Linked DNA regions of Homo sapiens: regions 1 and 2 are each linked to region 3. A link is a contact called in ENCODE Hi-C or POLR2A ChIA-PET data. All regions are on one chromosome and are shown on one strand. Each heading gives the region's core, a stretch centred on a gene start or an enhancer-like site at or near the end of the contact. The rest is flanking DNA. Distances are from core to core; before and after follow the strand shown.

The links. A loop is a pair of places that touch in the nucleus more often than their neighbours do. ChIA-PET counts read pairs that join two places held with the same protein, here RNA polymerase II (POLR2A). Pooled maps may share reads with other maps.
Region 1: POLR2A ChIA-PET joins it to region 3 with 15 read pairs in activated CD4-positive, alpha-beta T cell. The contact joins the enhancer-like site here to the promoter of SNHG1 in region 3. A Hi-C loop is called at or near these places in 1 of 37 single-sample maps with no recorded cell type and 2 of 50 pooled maps. POLR2A ChIA-PET finds 5 or more read pairs at or near these places in 6 of 52 experiments (BJ, K562, PC-9 and 3 more).
Region 2: a loop to region 3 is called in a pooled map, with 2.4 times the contacts of the local background. The contact joins the enhancer-like site here to the promoter of SNHG1 in region 3. A Hi-C loop is called at or near these places in 5 of 50 pooled maps. POLR2A ChIA-PET finds 5 or more read pairs at or near these places in 4 of 52 experiments (K562, Panc1, T-cell and 1 more).

Annotation. Positions count from the first base shown.
Region 1 is chr11:62,457,224-62,460,030 of GRCh38, forward strand. It overlaps a transcript of AHNAK not described here. Among named protein-coding and RNA genes, the nearest start is that of SCGB1A1, 40 kb to the left of the region's middle. Within about 2 kb of position 1,433, at least 4 of the 41 ENCODE cell types and tissues checked have a DNase peak (open chromatin) inside an H3K27ac peak, as active enhancers do; they include PC-9, where a contact is called at or near this core.
Region 2 is chr11:62,498,056-62,500,929 of GRCh38, forward strand. It overlaps a transcript of AHNAK not described here. Among named protein-coding and RNA genes, the nearest start is that of AHNAK, 47 kb to the right of the region's middle. Within about 2 kb of position 1,621, at least 15 of the 41 ENCODE cell types and tissues checked have a DNase peak (open chromatin) inside an H3K27ac peak, as active enhancers do.
Region 3 is chr11:62,854,364-62,857,196 of GRCh38, forward strand. SNHG1 (small nucleolar RNA host gene 1) reads right to left here and starts at 1,522. Exons shown (of 9, transcript NR_152585.1): 1 at 1,061-1,522; 2 at 770-853; 3 at 156-188. SNORD28 (small nucleolar RNA, C/D box 28) reads right to left here and starts at 332; the gene lies at 258-332. SNORD27 (small nucleolar RNA, C/D box 27) reads right to left here and starts at 720; the gene lies at 649-720. It overlaps SNORD26 (small nucleolar RNA, C/D box 26), which reads right to left and starts at 1,003; the gene lies at 929-1,003. It also overlaps SNORD25 and a transcript of SLC3A2 not described here. RefSeq lists enhancers at 1-628, 1,266-1,345, 1,456-1,635, 1,604-2,577, 2,578-2,833 and a silencer at 1,696-1,755.

The DNA of each region.
Region 1 (2,807 bases), core at 183-2,682, 400 kb before region 3:
GATCATGAGGTCAGGAGATCAAGACTATCCTGGCTAACATGGTAAAACCCCATCTCTGCTAAAAGTACAAAAAAATTAGCCAGGCGTGGTGGCACACACCTGTAGTCCCAGCTACTCGGAAGGCTGAGGCAGGAGAATCGCTTGAACCCGGGAGGCAGAGGTTGAAGTGAGTCGAGATGTTGCCACTGCACTCCAGCCTGGGTGACAGACCGAGACTCCTTTTCAAAAAAAAAAAAAGACAAAACAAAATATGAAAATTAGCTGGGCATGGTGCCACAAGCCTGTAATCCCAGCTACTCAGGAGGCTGAGGCAGGGGAATAGCTTGAACCCAGAGGCGGAGGTTGCAGTGAGCCAAGATCAAGCCACCACACTCCAGTCTGGGTGACAGAGCAAGACTCCATCTCAAAAACAAAAAAAAAGGAACGAAAAGGCTTAGTTCAGCAAATTAACATGAAAACAGAAAGCCAAATACCACATTTCTCACTTATAAGTGGGAGCTAAATGCTGAGCACACATAGACATAAACATGGGAACAAGAGATACTGTCACCACCAGAGAGAGGAGGGAGGAATGGGGACATGGGCCGAAAACTACCTACTGGTGGTACTATGCTCACCACTTGGGTCCAATATACCCATGTGACAATCCTACGCATGTACCTCTGTATCTAAAAGAGAAGCTGAATTTTTTTTTTTTTTTTTTTTTTGAGATGGAGTCTTACTCTTGTTGCGCAGGCTGGAGCGCAGTGGCGCGATCTCAGCTCACTGCAACCTCCACCTCCCGGTTTCCAGCGATTCTCCTGCCTCAGCCTCCCGAGTAGCTGGGATTACAGGTGCCCGGCAACATGCCTGTCTAATTTTTTTTTTTGTATTTTTAGTAGAGACAGGGTTTCACCATGTTGACCAGGCTGGTCTCAAACTCCTGACCTCATGATCCACCCGCCTTGGCCTCCCAAAGTGCTGGGATTATAGGCGTGAGCCACTGCACTGGGCCTGAAAAGCTGAAATTTTTTTAAAAAGAGAGAAAGAAAATACTTAGTTCATAAGCAACAGAACTGATAGCTGTCCACCAAGAATAAGAACAGGACCACTTCTTCATCCCCACGTCAGAAGGTCAGAGCTTCAGTGGGCCTTAGGGACGGTCCCACTTGATCCCCTCACCAGAGGGGCCACAGGATACAGTACAGAGTGCACCACGGTTCTGAGACGGGAGAGTCTGGTGTAAGCTGGAGTGGACAGTCACTTTCTGCAACTAACTCACCCTCCCTACAACTCTTCTGCTGGAAAATGCCAAGTCACCCCTTATAATCAACAAAGCCAAGCTTTGTAAGTACTAAATTACTTTGGAGGGTGGGAGGAGGGCAGAAAAATTGGCCAGTACTCATTATAGCTTTCATTTCACTCTGTGTCAGGGTTCATTAGTTCCCTACCTGGCTTCTTCTGCCTGTGTTATAAACCTCTTGTGGACAGGAGCTAGCTCTGTTTCCTCCACTGCTCCCAAGGACAGGAGCTGGTTCTGTTTCCTCAAGGTGTAGATCCTGAACCACCTGCACCAGACTCACCTGGAGGGCTTATTCAATGTGAATTCCTGGTCCCTGCTCCAGATTTACTGAATCAGACACTCTAGGGTGGGACCTAGGAATTTGCCCCAAGTACCCCAGCTGTTTCAAAGTCCACTGCTCTGCTGGATTCTATGTTTAACTGTGGCCTGTCCCACTAAGAAAGCTGGCCAGGCCCTGGTGTGGAACTAGGTAGGATTGCCACCTGTCTTGGTTTGGACTGAGGGATTTCCTGGGATGAGCCTCTTGGGGTGCTAAAAGCAGGACAGTTTACAGGGCAAACTGGGATGGCTGGTCACCCCAGCACCTCTCCAAACTCCCCACACAAGGGCAAGGAGCAGGGGTTCCCAAGCTCACAGGTAAGAGGGTCCCCAAAGCACTCATACTTGGTAGTGGAATGCACCACAAATGTACTCACAGTTGAATGTGGACATGGGTGATATTTTGAGATTTCACAACACTTCACATGAAAAAATCAAATCAGACCACAGGGAACTGACTCAGGGCACTGGAAATGGATCCTGCTTCTCCAGCCTCTCCCCTGCCCAAAACCTTCAGTCTACACTGAAAGCAGCCATCACTTACCCTAAGCTGACTGTTCCTTCAGCATCAGAGGGTCATCCCTGGGGACGAGGAAGTCATGAAAATCATGGGATGTCAGGACCAGACACTCTCCTGGAGCTCACACAGCCCTGGCCCCTCATTTCTCAGAAGAGAAAACTAAAGTCCAGAAGGGCCCAGTGATGGAGAGGCACACAGCCAGCCAGCCCAGAGATGAATGCCCCTCTCCTGACCTCCACACCTCCACACAAGCCCCTCTGCTGGGCAGAAAATGACAGGAGCAGGAAAAAGCCCAGAAATATTCATTGAGAAGGAGGCCAGATGCGTAGAATAGTCAAAACAAAAGAGCCTTAAGGCATCATGGTCCCCTAATCTCCTGCATGTCACAGATGAAGAAACTGAGACACACAGAGGTCAAATATCTTTCCCAAGACGACATATAGGAAATCCCTCTTACAGGTCATTTAGGGTCTGTCCATAGTGGCTTTAGACGTGTGTACCACCAACAACTCTTGGCCAGACATGGTGGCTCACACCTGTAATCCCAGCACTTTGGGAGGCGGAGGCGGGCGGATCACCTGAGGTCAGGAGTTCAAGGCCAGCCTTGTCTACATGGTGAAACCTTATCTCTACTAATAATACAAAAATTAGCTGGGCATAGCTATTCGGGAGGCTGAGGCAGGAGAA
Region 2 (2,874 bases), core at 371-2,870, 360 kb before region 3:
TCACAATGAAAAGAACGAGGTAGGTCTGTTTTCACCTACATGGAACATCTCCAAAACGTTAAGAGGGGAAAAAGGAAACTGCAAAACAGCACAGTCCAATCTTATTTATGGTTTTATGGGTTTTGTTGTTGTGGTTGTTGTGTCGTTGCTAACCCACAAAACTCTAGGCTTCTATGTTAACATACAGACTTGTCCAAATGCATTGAGCAAAGTCTACAGGGCACATGCCAAGATGAAGCTAATGGTTATCACTAAGAAGGAGCACGCAAGTGTGTTTGGAACAAGGGGAATTTCTCTTGTATTGTTTTAATTTTTTACAAAATGAATGGCATACTAAGATTACACTAAATGTAATTATAATTACACTATATAGTGTAATTATAATTACACTATATGGTGTAATTAAAAATTGAATCTTTGGGGCCAGACATAGTGGCTCATGCCTATAATCCCAGTGCTTTAGAAGGCCAAGGTGGGAGGATCGCTTGAGGCCAGAAGTTTGAGAGCAGCACGTGAGCAACATAGTGAACCCAGACTCACTCTAAAAAAAAAAAAAAAAGAAATTTTTTTTTATTAGCTGGGCATGGAAGCTGTGCCTTTAGTAAGAGCTACTCAGAAAGCTGAGGTGGGAGGATCTCTTGAGTCCAGGAGTTCAAGGTTGCAGTGAGCTGTGATCATGCCAGTGCACTCCAGCCTGAGTGACAGAGCAAGGCCCTTCTCTAAAAAAAATAAAATAAAAACAAAAAACAAAATAAATAGATCTTTGGAAATGTTGGCTCTAAAAATTTCCACCTGTCCAACAGAATATTCATTAGGATTGAAAGTACTTTACCAGCTGTGATTACTTCAACAAGGGGAGGTTCATTATTCAACAAATATTTATTGAGCATCTACTGTGGGCCAGGCACTGTTCTAGACTCTGGGGATATATTAAAAATCCCTGCCTTCATGGAGCCTATATTCCAGCGGACTTTATGGCCTCTCTTCCGCCTCGCTTCTCCCACTTCCTTTGGTGGGAGTGGTCTCTGGAAGACAGGCATGGGCATGGGGAGATAAAATATGCCCGGAGGCAGGGGCATGACGTAGATGAACTCTGACCATGTCTTCTAGGCCTGGGAAAGAGGAAAAGATAGAAAGGGTTTAAGGCTTTAGTGCAGACCCATAGCATCCGACTGGCCTCTCACTAAACATCCTCTGTATCTGTTCAAACCTGCCAGGCGCAGTGGCTTATGCCTGTAATCCCAGCACTTTGGGAGGCCGAGGCGGGTGGATCACCTGAGGTCGGGAGTTCGAGACCAGCCTGACCAACATGGCGAAACCCAGTCTCTACTAAAAATACAAAAAAATTAACTGGGCATGGTATCGTGTGCCTGTAATCTCAGCTATTCGGGAGACTGAGGCAAGAGAATCGCTTGAACCCGGGAGGCGGAGGTTGTAGTGAGCCAAGATCGCACCACAGCACTCCAGCCTGGGCAACAGAGCAAGACTCCATCTCAAAAAAACAAAAAACCAGCCGCACAAGTTGAGCTGTCGGCAGCTGCGCAGCTCCTAGCCACTCCTCCATCTCCTGGAGACTGTGAACCAAGCCACAAAGGGGAAAGGGGTGTGGCCGAGTGCTGGTGGGGCTTAGGAGCTCCTGGCTCCTCTGGGATGCCAATGAGACTTCCCTTCTGGCATGAGGCCACGTAGAATGATGATGGCTGAGAGTGCAGCAGTAGGAGGACAGAGGATAGCTGGTAAAGGGAAAGTGAGTAAGTGGAAGGAAGTCCATGTAAGAGCTAACTGTGCTCCATCTGGGCCAAAATGGGGAGATCACATCTCCCTTCAGGCGTCATCTGACACCAGACCAAGGCTCAGCCAAGCTTTTCTGTGCTGGAAAGCCAGAAGCCAGGAAGGAGAGCCTGCTGCTCCTGGGTGCCCTCACTTTCCAGTCCTCTGCTCCTCTGTCCCCCACACCAGACTACCTGGCTCCAGCTTGCTTCTTGTCTAAGCTGAACAGAATAGAGAAGAGGGCAGGTGAAATGCCTCAAGACAGGCCTGGCATGAAAAAGTGGAACTTAGTTTGTGGCTTACCCAAGAGATTAAACATAGTCTAGTTGTATCCACGCAATTAAGATGGGAAGGTTAAGGATCCTGTATTCCAGATCAATCTGCACTCACAAAACGAGGACCGTAGTAAACGCAAAGGAATGACTCAATAGTAGCGAAATTCAGACATCCTTGACAAGCCAGTAGGGGAGATATTTCAGGCTAGGGCAGCCTCACCTGAGGCCTTCAAATCATACTATAAAGGTACCTGGCTGCCCCACCTGAGCCCAGCCTAGCCAGCTTCCCAGCTATGTCAGTTCACACAGGTGCTAGAAGGCTGGGGTAATCTGATTGGCCCAGAGAGTCATGTGTGCTACAGAACACTACCTTCGTTAACGATCAGAGTCAGGTTTGAACCTGTTCCTCCCAAACCTACGTGCTGTCCCTCAGAGAGCCCGATGATGACACACAGGGCGTGGTATGTGGCTCCGAACCTCCCCAGTGACTTAAAAAATCCAAGTGGGTTTTAAATTGCTGCTCCCAGTTGATCATACCAGAAATCGAGCTATAGAACCGCCTCAACATCATTTTTTTTCTCCCACTTTGAGCTAAGTGAACAAACTGGGAGATTTCTGCCTCACCACTTTACATAGTAAATAATCCTTTCATCTCCCCTTTGGCTGGGAAGAGCTTACTCTGTGTGGACAGGGAACCAGCAGAAGCCTCTATGTCAGCTGAGTTTTGAACAAGGCAGCGTTGAGCTGGGAATGCTCACTATCAAGTTTTTTCCCCCTTGACAACTGGATGTGGACATTGCTCAGACATACTGTATCACATTAAAACATA
Region 3 (2,833 bases), core at 272-2,771:
GGGCATATATCAGTGGGCATCTATCTAGAAACATCACTACAGAGAACAAGAGGAACCAGAAAACTTTATGGGTTAAGCAGGCTTTGGTAACAAATATCAAAATGGCTAAGTTATCTATTAGATAATAGGCCCATAGAATTCGAAAAACAACTTACTGTAAGATAGAGGCAGACTGTCATCAGGAATACCTGGAAAGGAAAGCAAATTAGTTATTTTAAGGTATTAGGATGGAATGAAGCTTATTCATAAACAACAACTGCCATCAGAACTCTAACATGCTATTAACTTTTGTACCTCACAGAACATCAGCTTATCAATTCAAATCATCTGACAGTAACGTGATCGATATATGGATGAGGGTAACAGCACACCCTTACAAGAACTGTAGTACCGGGTTGCGATCTCCCTCCCCAGAAAATCATTTCAAGAGGAACAAGATGGAAGGCGCCAAAAAACATTGTTCCGCCGGCCACTTGTTTTCTTGAACATTTACAAAGATGACATACACCAATTTGGATAATTACCTGTATTCACCCTGGGAGGCAGCTGAATTCCCCAGGATAGATTATGAGATGCTGTAGACAACAGAGGAAAGCATTTTATGTACCTAAAAATAGTCATTCAAAGACCCCTTAAGACCTCTCTCTCACTTCTCAGTAGTAAGATGACATCACTTGAAAGTTCAGCCATATGCTTGTCATTTTGTGTTCATCATGGAGTGGTTATCTACAAGGTCTCCTCTGTAAGAGCATAAACCATGTACACCTACCTGGAACATTACTGTAACGCTGGCTTTGCATAAAGATGGGTCTTGTCCCATTCCTTCACCAGTAAGCTCTTGTGGGCTGAACATCTGAAAAAATAACACCCTTCACTAACACCTCAGACAAATCAATAGGGCCCTGACATTTGTTGCGTACAGTACAGTGCTACTCAGAATTTTCTGTTTTCTCCACTAATCCATCAGAAAGAGAGAGTTCAGTTCGTAAAATCATCCCCGTAGCAACTTCCACACACTCAACGAAAGAGCAGAGATTAAGAAATGGCCGTAAGAACTTACTGCAACAACAGAGCTCTCTTCGGTTCCAACGTGCGCGTAAATCCTGCAGACAGGAGCCCAATAAGACATTAGGTCAACTCAGGGCATTTCGAAAACGCTATTTTCTGAACAGACGGCTAAGCAAGAGGCTTGCAGGGCCCATCTCCTCAGAGTTATTTATCCTCACGGAGCTCAGTACAGGTCTGTGAAAAGGTCCTCATCATAGGAAGGGGGACCTACACGGCCCGCCATCGCCATTTTGTCCTTCACAAAGCCCCACTGCTACTTTTAAGCCTCGAGGCCACGCACAAGACCTTATCCGCCAGTCGCCCTGGCCAGGCAGCTACAACACAGAAGGCATAGTGCGTGCTATGCTATGTTCGCACAATCGCTCAAAAGAAAATAAAAGAAAAAGACAAAGTACAAAAGAGTAACAGCTATAAAGACCACGAAGCCACTTACCACGAGCAGTAGAAAAATGAGAACGAATCTCCCCGGGGAGACGATTAAATACCATGCCGCAGAGGCCCACGGGATTTGGGGGCGGGGCTACGGCGAGCGCACGCGCATACGTTGACCGCATGCGACCCCGGGGAGTTGTGGGTAGAGAGTTCCAGGGAAGGAGGGCGTAGACAAAGCGCCACCTGAACTTGCGGCGCGAAAAAGGCGCGCATGCGTCCTACGGGAGCGTGCTGGCTCACCGACCGCATTGCGGCTTGGTTTTCTCACCCAGTGCATGTGGCAGGAGCGGTGAGATCACTGCCTCACGGCGATCCTGGACTGACGGTCACGACTGCCTACCCTCTAACCCTGTTCTGAGCTGCCCCTTGCCCACACACCCCAAACCTGTGTGCAGGATCCGCCTCCATGGAGCTACAGCCTCCTGAAGCCTCGATCGCCGTCGTGTCGATTCCGCGCCAGTTGCCTGGCTCACATTCGGAGGCTGGTGTCCAGGGTCTCAGCGCGGGGGACGACTCAGGTACTGGATCCCGGGCTAAGCTCGGGAGGAGGTCCCCTTTGGTGGGGCCATTTCGGGAAAGTATGTCAGGACGTAAGTGCTTCACTGAAGACAGGATCTGATTTTTTCCTAACTGGTTCCCTATGTCCTGCCTTCTGGTGCGTTTTCTTTAGATCTTGGACTACTACGGGCCAACATTAGCTAACATTTATGGAGCACCGTTTTAAGCACACTATATGAATCGATTAATCCACCAAAATCCCAAGAGCTAGGTAGGATGACAACCCCCATTTTATTGATGGGGAACCCTAAAGAGCTCCGGCGGTGCTGCCTGCTGCAACTCCTGCCTGATCAATATGGTTGCAGTCAGCTATAGACTGTTTTACTGAGACCGGACAACATTAGTTCAGTCGTTTGTGGTAAACATCTACGTGTACAAGCACACTTTATAAACATTTTTTTCTTTCTTTTTTTTTTTTTTTGAGACGGAGTTTCGCTCTTGTTGCCCAGGCTGGAATGCAATGGCCCGATCTCAGCTCACTGCATTCCACCTCCCGGGTTCAAGCAATTCTCCTGCCTCAGCCTCCTGAGTAGCTGGGATTACAGGCATGCGCCACTGTGACCGGCTAATTTTGTATTTTTAGTAGAGACAGGGTTTCTCCATGTTGGTCAGGCCGGTCTTGAACTCCTGACCTCGGGTGATCCGCCTGCCTCGGCCTCCCAAAGTGCTGGGATTACAGGCGTGAGCCACCGCGCCCGGCCAAACATTTTTTTCTTTCAAGACGGAGGCTTGCTCTGTCGCCCAGGCTGGAGTGCAGTGGCGGGATGTCTGTTCA